Regions from separate parts of the Homo sapiens genome. Here region 1 is linked to region 2. A link is an interaction called in ENCODE POLR2A ChIA-PET data of the cell type or tissue named here. Cell type or tissue: B cell. All regions are shown on one strand. Each heading gives the region's core, and the rest is flanking DNA. Links, peaks and the distances in the headings are about the cores only. Region 1 overlaps AKAP8 (A-kinase anchoring protein 8). Region 2 overlaps BRD4 (bromodomain containing 4).

The links. Peaks named below come from ENCODE experiments on the same cell type or tissue, not always from the same donor. Only the 100,000 strongest peaks of a DNase experiment are listed, where the experiment ranks them.
Region 1: POLR2A ChIA-PET joins it to region 2 with 8 read pairs; 18 of 35 experiments call an interaction of 5 or more read pairs at or near these places.

The regions. Positions count from the first base shown.
Region 1 is chr19:15,358,544-15,363,910 of GRCh38, reverse strand. AKAP8 (A-kinase anchoring protein 8) reads left to right here. Exons shown (of 14, transcript NM_005858.4): 10 at 1,660-1,801; 11 at 2,089-2,182; 12 at 2,933-3,063; 13 at 4,849-4,944. It overlaps LOC124904643 (a long non-coding RNA gene), which reads right to left. Exons shown (of 4, transcript XR_007067146.1): 4 at 1,777-1,860. Among named protein-coding and RNA genes, the nearest start is that of AKAP8, 19 kb to the left of the region's middle. RefSeq lists an enhancer at 3,714-3,853. In B cell, for the core only: no CTCF peak of the experiment used is centred there; no DNase peak of the experiment used is centred there.
Region 2 is chr19:15,304,240-15,309,606 of GRCh38, reverse strand. The region is part of intron 1 of BRD4 (bromodomain containing 4); the gene reads left to right. Among named protein-coding and RNA genes, the nearest start is that of BRD4, 26 kb to the left of the region's middle. In B cell, for the core only: no CTCF peak of the experiment used is centred there; no DNase peak of the experiment used is centred there; H3K27ac peaks cover 1,558 bases.

The sequences.
Region 1 (5,367 bases), core at 61-5,060, 55 kb before region 2:
CCATTTAACCCTGAGTGGACACAGCACATGTTTCAGAGAGCACAGGGTTGGGGGTAAGGTCACAGATCAACAGGATCCCAAGGCAGAAGAATTTTTCTTAGTATAGAACAAAATGAAAAGTCTCCCACGTCTACCTCTTTCTACACAGACACAGCAACCATCCGATTTCTCAATCTTTTCCCCACCTTTCCCGCCTTTCTATTCCACAAAACCGCCATTGTCATCATGGCCCGTTCTCAATGAGCTGTTGGGTACACCTCCCAGACAGGGTGGTGGCTGGGCAGAGGGGCTCCTCACTTCCCAGTAGGGGCGGCCGGGCAGAGGCGCCCCTCACCTCCTGGACGGGGCGGCTGGCTGGGCGAGGGGGCTGACCCCCCCACCTCCCTCCCGGACGGTGCGGCTGGCCGGGCGGGGGGCTGACCCCCCCCACCTCCCTCCCGGACGGGGCGGCTGGCCGGGCAGGGGGGCTCCTCACTTCCCAGTAGGGGCGGCCGGGCAGAGGCGCCCCTCACTTCCCGGACGGGGCGGCTGGCCGGGCGGGGGGCTGACCCCCCCCCACCTCCCTCCCGGACGGAGCGGCTGGCCGGGCAGAGGGTCTCCTCACTTCCCAGTAGGGGCGGCTGGGCAGAGGCGCCCCTCACCTCCCAGACGGGGCGGCTGGCCGGGCGGGGGGCTGATCCCCCCACCTCCCTCCCGGACAAGGTGGCTGCCGGGCGGAGACGCTCCTCACTTCCCAGACGGGGTGGCTGCTGGGCGGAGGGGCTCCTTACTTCTCAGACGGGGCGGCTGCCGGGCGGAGGGGCTCCTCACTTCTCAGACGGGGCGGTTGCCAGGCAGAGGGTCTCCTCACTTCTCAGACAGGGCGGCCAGGCAGAGACGCTCCTCACATCCCGGACGGGGCGGCAGGGCAGAGGTGCTCCCCACATCTCAGACAATGGGCGGCTGGGCAGAGACGCTCCTCACTTCCCAGATGTGATGGCGGCCGGGAAGAGGCGCTCCTCACTTCCTAGATGGGATGGCGGCCGGGCAGAGACGCTCCTCACTTTCCAGACTGGGCAGCCAGGCAGAGGGGCTCCTCACATCCCAGACGATGGGCGGCCAGGCGGAGACGCTCCTCACTTCCCAGACGGGGTGGCGGCCGGGCAGAGGCTGCAATCTCGGCACTTTGGGAGGCCAAGGCAGGCGGCTGGGAGGTGGAGGTTGTAGCGAGCCGAGATCACGCCACTGCACTCCAGCCTGGGCACCATTGAGCACTGAGTGAACGAGACTCCGTCTGCAATCCCGGCACCTCGGGAGGCCGAGGCTGGCGGATCACTCGCGGTTAGGAGCTGGAGACCAGCCCGGCCAACACAGCGAAACCCCGTCTCCACCAAAAAAATACGAAAACCAGTCAGGCGTGGCGGCGCGCGCCTGCAATCGCAGGCAGTAGGCAGGCTGAGGCAGGAGAATCAGGCAGGGAGGTTGCAGTGAGCCGAGATGGCAGCAGTACCGTCCAGCTTCGGCTCGGCATCAGAGGGAGACCGTGGGGAGAGGGAGAGGGGGAGGGGGAGAGCTGAAAATCCTGTTTCTATTTCAGCTCTCCTCAGAGGTGAGCTGATGCCCCCTGCTTCACTCGCTGATGCTCCCTGCTTCACTCCCCTCCTTGTTTTCCTTCTACAGAATTCAGTTTGCCTGTTCTGTATGCAAGTTCCGTAGCTTTGATGACGAAGAGATCCAGAAGCATCTGCAAAGCAAATTTCACAAAGAGACCCTGCGGTTCATAAGCACCAAGCTGCCCGACAAGACCGTGGAGTTCCTCCAGGTAAAGGAAACCTGGGCCCCGTCACCGCGTCTCTTGCCCATCCCGCAGGTGCCGGATCCCTTGAAGGAGGAAGGGAAATCAGAGGCTATACTTGGCCAAGGTTTCCTTTCCCAGATAGAGTAGCTGTGTAAGTCCCTGAGTCACAGGGACAACCGGGAGCTCCAGCCATCGTGCTGTGCTGCCCCACGCAGCTGCTCTGATAGCTGCCTGCCTAGCCCTGGCAGTTGAGAAATGCCCACATGCGCCCACCTCTCATTTTACTTTATGCCCTCTCCAATCCCACCTAGGAATACATTGTAAACAGAAATAAGAAAATTGAGAAGCGGCGTCAGGAATTGATGGAGAAAGAAACCGCAAAACCAAAACCAGATCCTTTCAAAGGTGAGTTGTCATCCCAGGATGAGTGCTTTCCTGGATGGTAGTAAGGCATGTGACAGGACCCGTAAAACGTGGCACGAGGCCGGGCACGGTGGCTCACACCTGTAATCCCAGCACTTTGGGAGGCTGAGGCAGGCGGATCATGAGGTCAGGAGATCAAGGCCATCCTGTCTGACACGGTGAAACCCCGTCTCTACTAAAAAAATACAAAAAATTAGCCGGGCGTGGTGGCGGGCACCTGTAGTCCCAGCTACTTGGGAGGCTGAGGCAGGAGAATGGTGTCAACCTGGGAGTCAGAGCTTGCAGTGAGCCAAGATTGCACCACTGCACTCCAGCCTAGGCGACAGAGCAAGACTCTGTCTCAAAAAAAAAAAAAAAAAAAGTGGCATGAAGCCAGCCCAAGTTGGCTGAGAAGGTGATGACGAGACCCGTGGGAAGAGCGCTCAGCAGCAATGGAAAGAAACCTTCGGATGTGGCCTTGCATAGATTGCAGCTTATATCAGTGACATTAAGCACTTTCATATCTTTTCCTCCTTGGTTTGAAAAGAAACAACCAGGAGGAACAGAAAAGCTGAAAAGTGCAGAATTCACAGCTATAGAGGCCGATGTGCTGACCCATACTCCCCATAGAAAGGCAGGCTGTGCCCTTCTGATTCCTTAGAGTTGCAGGGAGAAAACGTGGGCCCAGATGGGGAGTAGGAGGAAAGCATCACTTGCTGTCCCAGATCCTACAAGACATGCGTTTCCTGGCAGGGATTGGCCAGGAGCACTTCTTCAAGAAGATCGAGGCTGCTCACTGCCTGGCCTGCGACATGCTAATTCCTGCACAGCCGCAGCTCCTCCAGCGGCACCTGCACTCCGTGGACCACAATCACAACCGCAGGGTGAGTCTTCCTCCCCACACTGCCTGGGGTGCTCATTGCAGGGCTGCGGCTCAGAGCCTGCTGTGTCTTATGGGGAATAACAACATCTTTAGGGGTTCTTGCTATGTTTCAAGTCTATCACTTCCATCGATGGGTCGTAAGATTCGTCTCAATTTTTATAAAAATGTGAGAAAATGTGTTGCTTAGACTCGATTAAATGCAGTAGCTGAGATTCTCCTGATAGTGTTTCCACGTTGGTCAGTTTTCCCACTAGCGGAAGGCCTGGGGGCTTCCATAAGCTGAGACCGAAGGGCCATTGAAAGCTGAGTGGCCCAGGGGACTTGGACTAAAGGACTGGTTCTGTCCTTACCTAGCTGCTGGGGCTTCAGGCTAAATGTTGAGCCCAGGGGTCAAGTGTTGAAGATGCTGGAAAAATACCTTATTTTGTAAAGAGTCAGATCATGAGTATTTTTAGCATTGCAGACCATAGAGGCCCTATCCAGCAACAGCTCTACCTGCTGTCAGTGCAGAAAAGCAGACAGTGAAGAGTGCCTGTGGCTGCGTTTGCTCTGCAGCCTGTCACTTTCTGGCCCTGGGTTAGCAGCTCTCTCCTTAGTTTACTCAGCTATTAAATGGGGAGGTCAAGAGCTGCTCACCCATCTCACAGTACTGTGTTTTGGTTTTGGTTTTGGTTTTGGTTTTTTGGTTTACGTTTTTGTTTTTTTGTTTTTTTTTTACGGAGTTTCACTCTTGTTGCCCAGGCTGGAGTGCAGTGGCACGATCTCAGTTCACTGCAACTTCTGCCTCCCAGGTTCAAGCAATTCTCCAGCCTCAGCCTCCTAAGTAGCTGGGATTACAGGCGCCCACCACAATGCCCGGCTAATTTTTTGTATTTTTAATAGAGACGGGGTTTCACCATGTTGGCCAGGCTGGTCTTGAACTCCTGACCTCAGGTGATCCACCCGCCTCAGCCTCCCAGAGTGCTGGGATTACAGGTGTGAGCCACTGCACCCAGCCCCAGTACTGTTAAAGATCAGCTGAAAAGCAGTATACAAACAAGGGACCATTGTGCAAACAAGTCAGGCTCTAAAACAGAGACTTGGTGCAGTCATGGTTGTGTGTTTGTTTTTTGTTTTTGTTTTTGTTTTTAATTTTATTTTTTGAGACAGAGTCTCACTCCATTGCCCAGGCTGGAATGCAGTGGTACAATCTCAGCTGATTGCAACCTCCATCTCCCAAATTCTCATGCCTCAGTCTCCTGAGTAGCTGGGATTACGGGTGTGCACCACCACACCCAGCTAATTTTTATATTTTGTAGACAGGGTTTCACCATGATGGCCAGGCTTGTCTCGAACTCCTGGCCTCAAGTGATCCACATGCCTCAGCCTCCCAACGTGCTAGGATTACAGGCATGAGCTGCCACACCCAGCATATTCATACTTTTGTTGTTGAACTTATGAAATCAATGTAACCCCAAAAACTGAAAAGAAAGAGCTTGTCCTTTTCCTCCACTGAGTCCACACAGCCTTTCATTTGTAAATGCTCTTGTTTCACCCCCAATTCTGCATGTGCTACATGGGTATCAGTGGTGCATCTTTGCATTTATCTCTTAAGATTGCCTAGCTTTTCCAGTTTGTTAGTCTTGGTTGCACAGTCTCTGGAGCCTTCTATTCTTGGAGGCTGGCGTTTTGAGATTCGCTTCTCTGCATAGGGCTGATCTCAGGATGACTCGGCAGAGCCTGGCTGGTTTATTCTCTTCCTTAATCTTTGCCATTTTTAAGAGCTCACATTTGGTTCCCTTTGCAGTTGGCTGCTGAACAGTTCAAGAAAACCAGTCTCCATGTGGCTAAGAGTGTTTTGAACAACAGACATATAGTGAAGATGCTGGAAAAATACCTCAAGGTTTGTGCTTGCAAGTACCACAGACAGGAAAAGCTTTCAAAAGGGAAGATGAACCCCAGGAGCAGGGAGTTGAATCCAGAGTGCAGCATTTAGCATTTCTGAGTCTTTTGACAGTTGAGGGACACTGGAATGCATCAAGCTCAGGAACATGACAACTGGGATTTCTAATGAGTCAGTGCTTGCCTGGGGACTCTGGGGATGTGGCGCTGCTTGATTAATCAGTGCGTAATGGATTTTTACCATGAAAAATCCTGATTGTTTAGCCTTAAAATTCTGAGCAAATGATGGTTAGGTGATTTTTTAAGAAAAACCCAAGGCTAGCCCTACTCGGGAAGCTGGGATGGGAGGATTGCTTGAGCCCAGGAATTTGAGGCTACAGTGAGTGATGGTGTTACCACTGCACTTCAGCCTGGGTAACATAGC
Region 2 (5,367 bases), core at 295-5,294:
ACACTTTTTATGTAGAAATGTTTCCCTTTCTCTTGGCATATGCGTAGGGGAGGAATTTCTGGGACATTCATTATTTATGTTTTAACCTTTTGGAGGAACTGCCAGACTGTTTTACAGTGGCTGCCCCATTTTACATTGCTGGACATATGAGGGTTCCAGTTTCTCCACATCTTTGCCGACAATTGTTGTTTGTCTTTTAGATGATAGCAAAGATTCCTTTTAAACCTACCAGAGATTGACAGTTTGTTGGTTTTTTTTTTTTTTTTTTGGAGGTGGAGTCTTGCTCTGTCGCCCAGGCTGGAGTACAGTGGCACAATCTCTGCTCTGCTCACTGCAAGCTCCACCTCCTGGGTTCATGCCATTCTCCTGCCTCAGCCTCCCGAGTAGCTGGGATTACAGGCGCCCACCACCACGCCTGGCTAATTTTTTGTATTTTTAGTAGAGATGGGGTTTCGCCGTGTTAGCCAGGATGGTCTTGATCTGACCTTGTGATCTGCTCGCCTCAGCCTCCCAAAGTGCTGGGATTACAGGTGTGAGCCACCGCACCCGGCCCTAAAGTTTTTATTTTTGTTTGTTTGTTTGTTTGTTTGTTGAGATGGAGTCTTGCTCTGTCTCCCAGGCTGGAGTGCAGTGGTGCAATCTTGGCTCACTGCAACCTTCACCTGCTGGGTTGAAGCAATTCTCCTGCCTCAGGCTCCCAAGTAGCTGGGGCTACAGTCGTGTGCCACCATGCCCGGCTAATTTTTTGTATTTTTAGTAGAGACGGGGTTTCACCATGCTGGGCAGGCTGGTTTCAAACTCCTGACCTCGTGATCCTCCCGCCTCGGCCTCCCAAAGTGCTGGTATTACAAGTTTGAGCCACCGCGCCCAGCCCAGATGTTTAAAGTTTAAGGAGTTTCAGCTTATGTTTTTTGCCCCCTTTTTAAAAATTTATGTCCTCAATTTTTTTCTTACAAATTTTTATTTTTGCCACTTTCTTCATCCAGTGTCACAGCTTATACTATTACTTTTTTTTTTTTTTAGGTAGACTCTCGCTCTGTTGCCCAGGCGGGAGTGCAGTGGCGCAATCTTGGCTCACTGCAACGTCCGCTTCCTGGGTTCAAGCGATTGTTCTGCCTCAGCCTCCTGAGTAGCTGGGACTACAGGTGCACGCCACCACACCCAGCTAATTTTTGTATTTTTAGTAGAGACAGGGTTTCACCACATTGGCCAGTCTGCTCTCGAACTCCTGACATCGTAATTCACCCGCCTGGGCCTCCCAAAGTGCTGGGATTACAGGGGTGAGCCACCGCGCCCAGCCAACCTACCGTTTTAAGAGACGAGGTCTCCACTGTGTTGCCCAGGCTGGAGTACAGTGGTGAGTCACATGCATGACCCCACTGCTGATAGGTATGGGAGTTTTGACTTGCCCCCTTTCTTTTTTTTCTTCACTACGCGACCCACCCCCCCCCCCCCCCCCGGCCCCGCAACTTTTTTTTTTTTTTTTTTTTTGAGACGGAGTCTCACTCACTCTTTTGTGCAGGCTGGAGTGCAGTGGCACAGTCTTGGCTCACTGCAGCCTGTTTCCCGGGTTCAAGCAGTTCTTGTGCCACAGCCTCCTGAGTAGCTGAGATTACAGATGCCCGCCACCATGCCCAGTTAATGTTTGTATTTTAATATAGTTGGGGTTTTGCCTTGTTGGCCAGGCTGGTCTCGAACTCCCGGCCTCAAGCGATCCGCCCGCCAGGGCCTCCCAAAATGCTGGGATTACAAGTGTGAGCCACCACATCTGGCCGACCTGGGCTGGTTCACCCCTTCTTAGGCAATCTGGTAGTACCCACTCCTTGGAGGTCACCACACTGATGCCAAACGTAGTGCGGCCACCTGATTGGCACCATGCAATATAGCCCAGAACTCCTGGGCTCAGGACATCCTCTTCCCTCCTCAGCCTCTCAAGTAGTTGGGACTATAGGTGCTCACTTCCGCGCCCAGGCTTTTTTCCTTTTTGGCATTGTCTTGTCCTGGAAAGGGCATGAGATAGACTCAGTGTTGCATTTTGTGCTTAAAGATCTCTGTACCTCTGATGTGTTTTATATGGGCAATTAGAACTTGCTGAAAATGGAATATACTACCTAAGCAGGTGCACAGATGAGTACCACTGTGACTAGTGGTACTGAAGCTCAAAATGGACATTCACCCACTGGAATTTGGAGACATTGGCAGTGATCTGGAGCAGGTTGCTTAATCTTTGATCCTGTTTCCCTGTCAGTGAGATTGGGTAGCAGAAGCACTCCATCCACCTGTCAGAGTTAGCTCTGCTTGTTACTGATGAGGGTCAAGCACAGCAGAGGGAATTGCTCCTACCCACCCTGCAGCGCTCTTACTTCACTGAAGGTGCTGTAGGTGATTGACGGTGCAGTGTTTTGGTTAGCCTTTCAATTTTGAGTGATTCTGATTTGTGTCACTCAACTTGAGGAGACTTGGCCTGACCAGTTCAGTCACCTCTGCTTCCTGTGTGTGTTCCTTTCCCTACTTCATTTCCTTGCCCATCCTGAATTTTGAGTTTACCGGTTTTGTGTTTGTTGCATGTATAGGTATACCTCGTTTTATTGTGCTTTGCAGATAATTGCGGTTTTTTTATTTACAAATTGAGAATTTGTGGTGACCCTGCATTGAGCAAGTCTTTTATCAGTGCCATTTTTCCAACAGCGTGTGCTCACTTCATCTCTGTGTCACATTTTGGTAATGTGACCAACGTTTCAGACTATTATATCTGTTATGATTCGTGATCAGTGATTTTGGGTGTCATTATCATAGTTTTGGGGAACCACAAACCATGTCCATCTAAGAAGGTGAATTCAGTCTATAAATGTTTGTGTTCTGACTGCTCCAGCTACTGACTATTTCCCATCTCTTTTCCTCTCCTCAGACCTCTCTATTCCTTGAGACACAACTGTCTTAAAATTAGGCCGGTTAATAACCCTATAATAGCCTTTAAAGTGTTCAGATGAAAGGAAGGGTCTCGCGTCTCTCACACCAAGTCAGAAGCTAAAAATGGCCAGGCGTGGGGTTCATGCCTGTAATCCTAGCATTTTTTGGCAGGCGTAGGTGGGAGGATCGCTTGAGGACAAGAGTTTGAGACCAGCCTGGGCAACATAGTGAGGCCTCGTCTTCATAAAAAAAATGGAAAAAGTAGCCAGGCATGGTGGCACACGCCTGTGGTCCCAGCTACTTGGGAGGCTGAGATGGGAGGATTGCTTGAGCCTAGGAGGTTGAGGCTGCAGCGAGCTGTGATCATGCCACTGCACTCCAGCCTGGATGACAGAGCAATACCCTTTAACAACGCTAAAAGGCCAATAACATATTTTGAAAGCCAAAAGCTAGGCTGCTTAAGCCAGAGAGTTAGCCAGATTGTGAATGCAAAGGAGTTCTCGAAGGAAATTAAAAGTGTGACTCCAGTGAATGCCTGAGTGATAAGAAAGTGAAACAACCTTATTGCTGACATGGAGAAAGTTGTAGTGGTCTGGATAGATCAGGTCAGCTGCAATATTCCCTTAAGCCAAAGCCTAATCTAGCAAGGCCGTAGTAACTCTATTCAATTCTTTGGAGGCTGAAAGAGGTGAGAAAGCTGCAGAAGAAAAGTTTGAAGCCAGCAGAGGTTGGTTCATGAGGTTTAAGGAAAGAAGCCATCTCCAAAACATAAAAGTGCAAGGTGAAGCAGCAAGTGCTGATGGAAAAACTGTAGCAAGTTATCCAGATCTAGCTAAGATAATTGATAAAGGTGGCTACAGTAAACATTTTAGTGTAGACAAAATAGTTTATTGGAAGAAAATGCCATCTAGGCTTTTATAGCTGTAGAAAAATCAATACTTGGCTTCAAAGGACAGGCTGCCTCTCATTAGGGGCTACTGTAGCTGATGACTTTAAGTTGAAGCTACTGCTCATTAGCCATTCTGAATATCCAAGGACCTTAAGAATTATGGTAAATCTAAATTATGCTAAATCTACTCTGCCTGTGCTCTGTAAAGGGAAAAACAAAGTCTGGGTGACAGCACATCTGTTTACAGCATCATTTGCAGAATATTTTAAGCCCGCTGTTGAGACCTACTGCTTAGAAAAAATATTTTTCAAAATATTACAACTCATTGGTGATGCACCTTGTCACCCAAGACCTCTGATGGACATGCACAAGGAGGTGAATGTTTTCGTGCCTGCTAAAACATCCATACAGCAGCCCATGGATCAGTTTCACCTTTCAAGTCTTATTATTAAGAAATAACATTTCAGGCTGGGTGCTGTGGCTCATGCCTGTAATCCCAGCACTTGGGTAGCCAAGGCAGGTGGATCACCTGAGGTCAGGAGTTTGAGACCAGCCTGACTAACATGGAGAAACCCTGTCCCTACTAAAAATACAAAATTAGCCAGGCGTGGTGGCTCCTGCCTGGCTACTTGGGAGGCTGAGGTGGGAGAAATCCCAGCTACTCGGGAGGCTGAGGCGGGAGAATCGCTTGAACCCAGGAGGTGGAGGTTGTGGTGTGCTGAGATCGCGCCATTGCACTCCAGCCTGGGCAACAACTCCGTCTCAAAAAAAAAAAAAAAAAAAAGATGGTCTTAATTTTAATGTAGGTGAATTTATGAATCTTTGTTTTACGGTTGGTGGGAAGAACACTATCCTGAAGTGAAATATATTTTATATTTTCTTCTGGAAGTTGTAAGGTTTTGCCCTTCCAATTCATGCCCTTGATCCATCAGGAAATGATTTTTTGGGGGTATAAGGTGAGGAGTCAGGTGTGACCTTAGATGAATTACCGATTTCTTCTCGCATCAGCTTCCTTGGCTGCAAAACTGAGACCCTAATCCCTGCCCTGTGCGAGGTTCTTGTGAGGTCGGAATACAGCATACAGACACATTGAGCCCCATGTCTCAGTAAGCATTCAGTAATTGCTTGTTGGTTTAAGTCCAACCTTCTTCCCTAAGCATGTGGACACTCAGGGAAAGTTGGCGCTTAACTGGGAAAGTTGTTGCTCGTACATTGTCTGCCAGCTTACTACAAGCATCATGGCCAGGCTGGGTTTGGCTGCTCAGCACATCCCCTGGCAGGGCACTGGCGGCCTGGAAAATGTATAGCAGGCAGGTGCTCAGTCAGTCCTAGAGCTGATTTCATGTGATATCTGATGCATTTATTATAGAAATGAAAGCATAAAAATGTGTTTTAACTGTTTCCTACTCCCCCGGCACAGTGACAAGGCTGATTCCAGGCACAGCTTGGTTAGGCCAGCACTTGTAACTATGGTGGGGAGCCTCGAGGCACTGAGTGAGCTCAGCCTCCTTGGGCAGAAAAGCTTGTTTAGTTATTGCCAGCACACACTGTGTGTTCCTGTGGGCAAA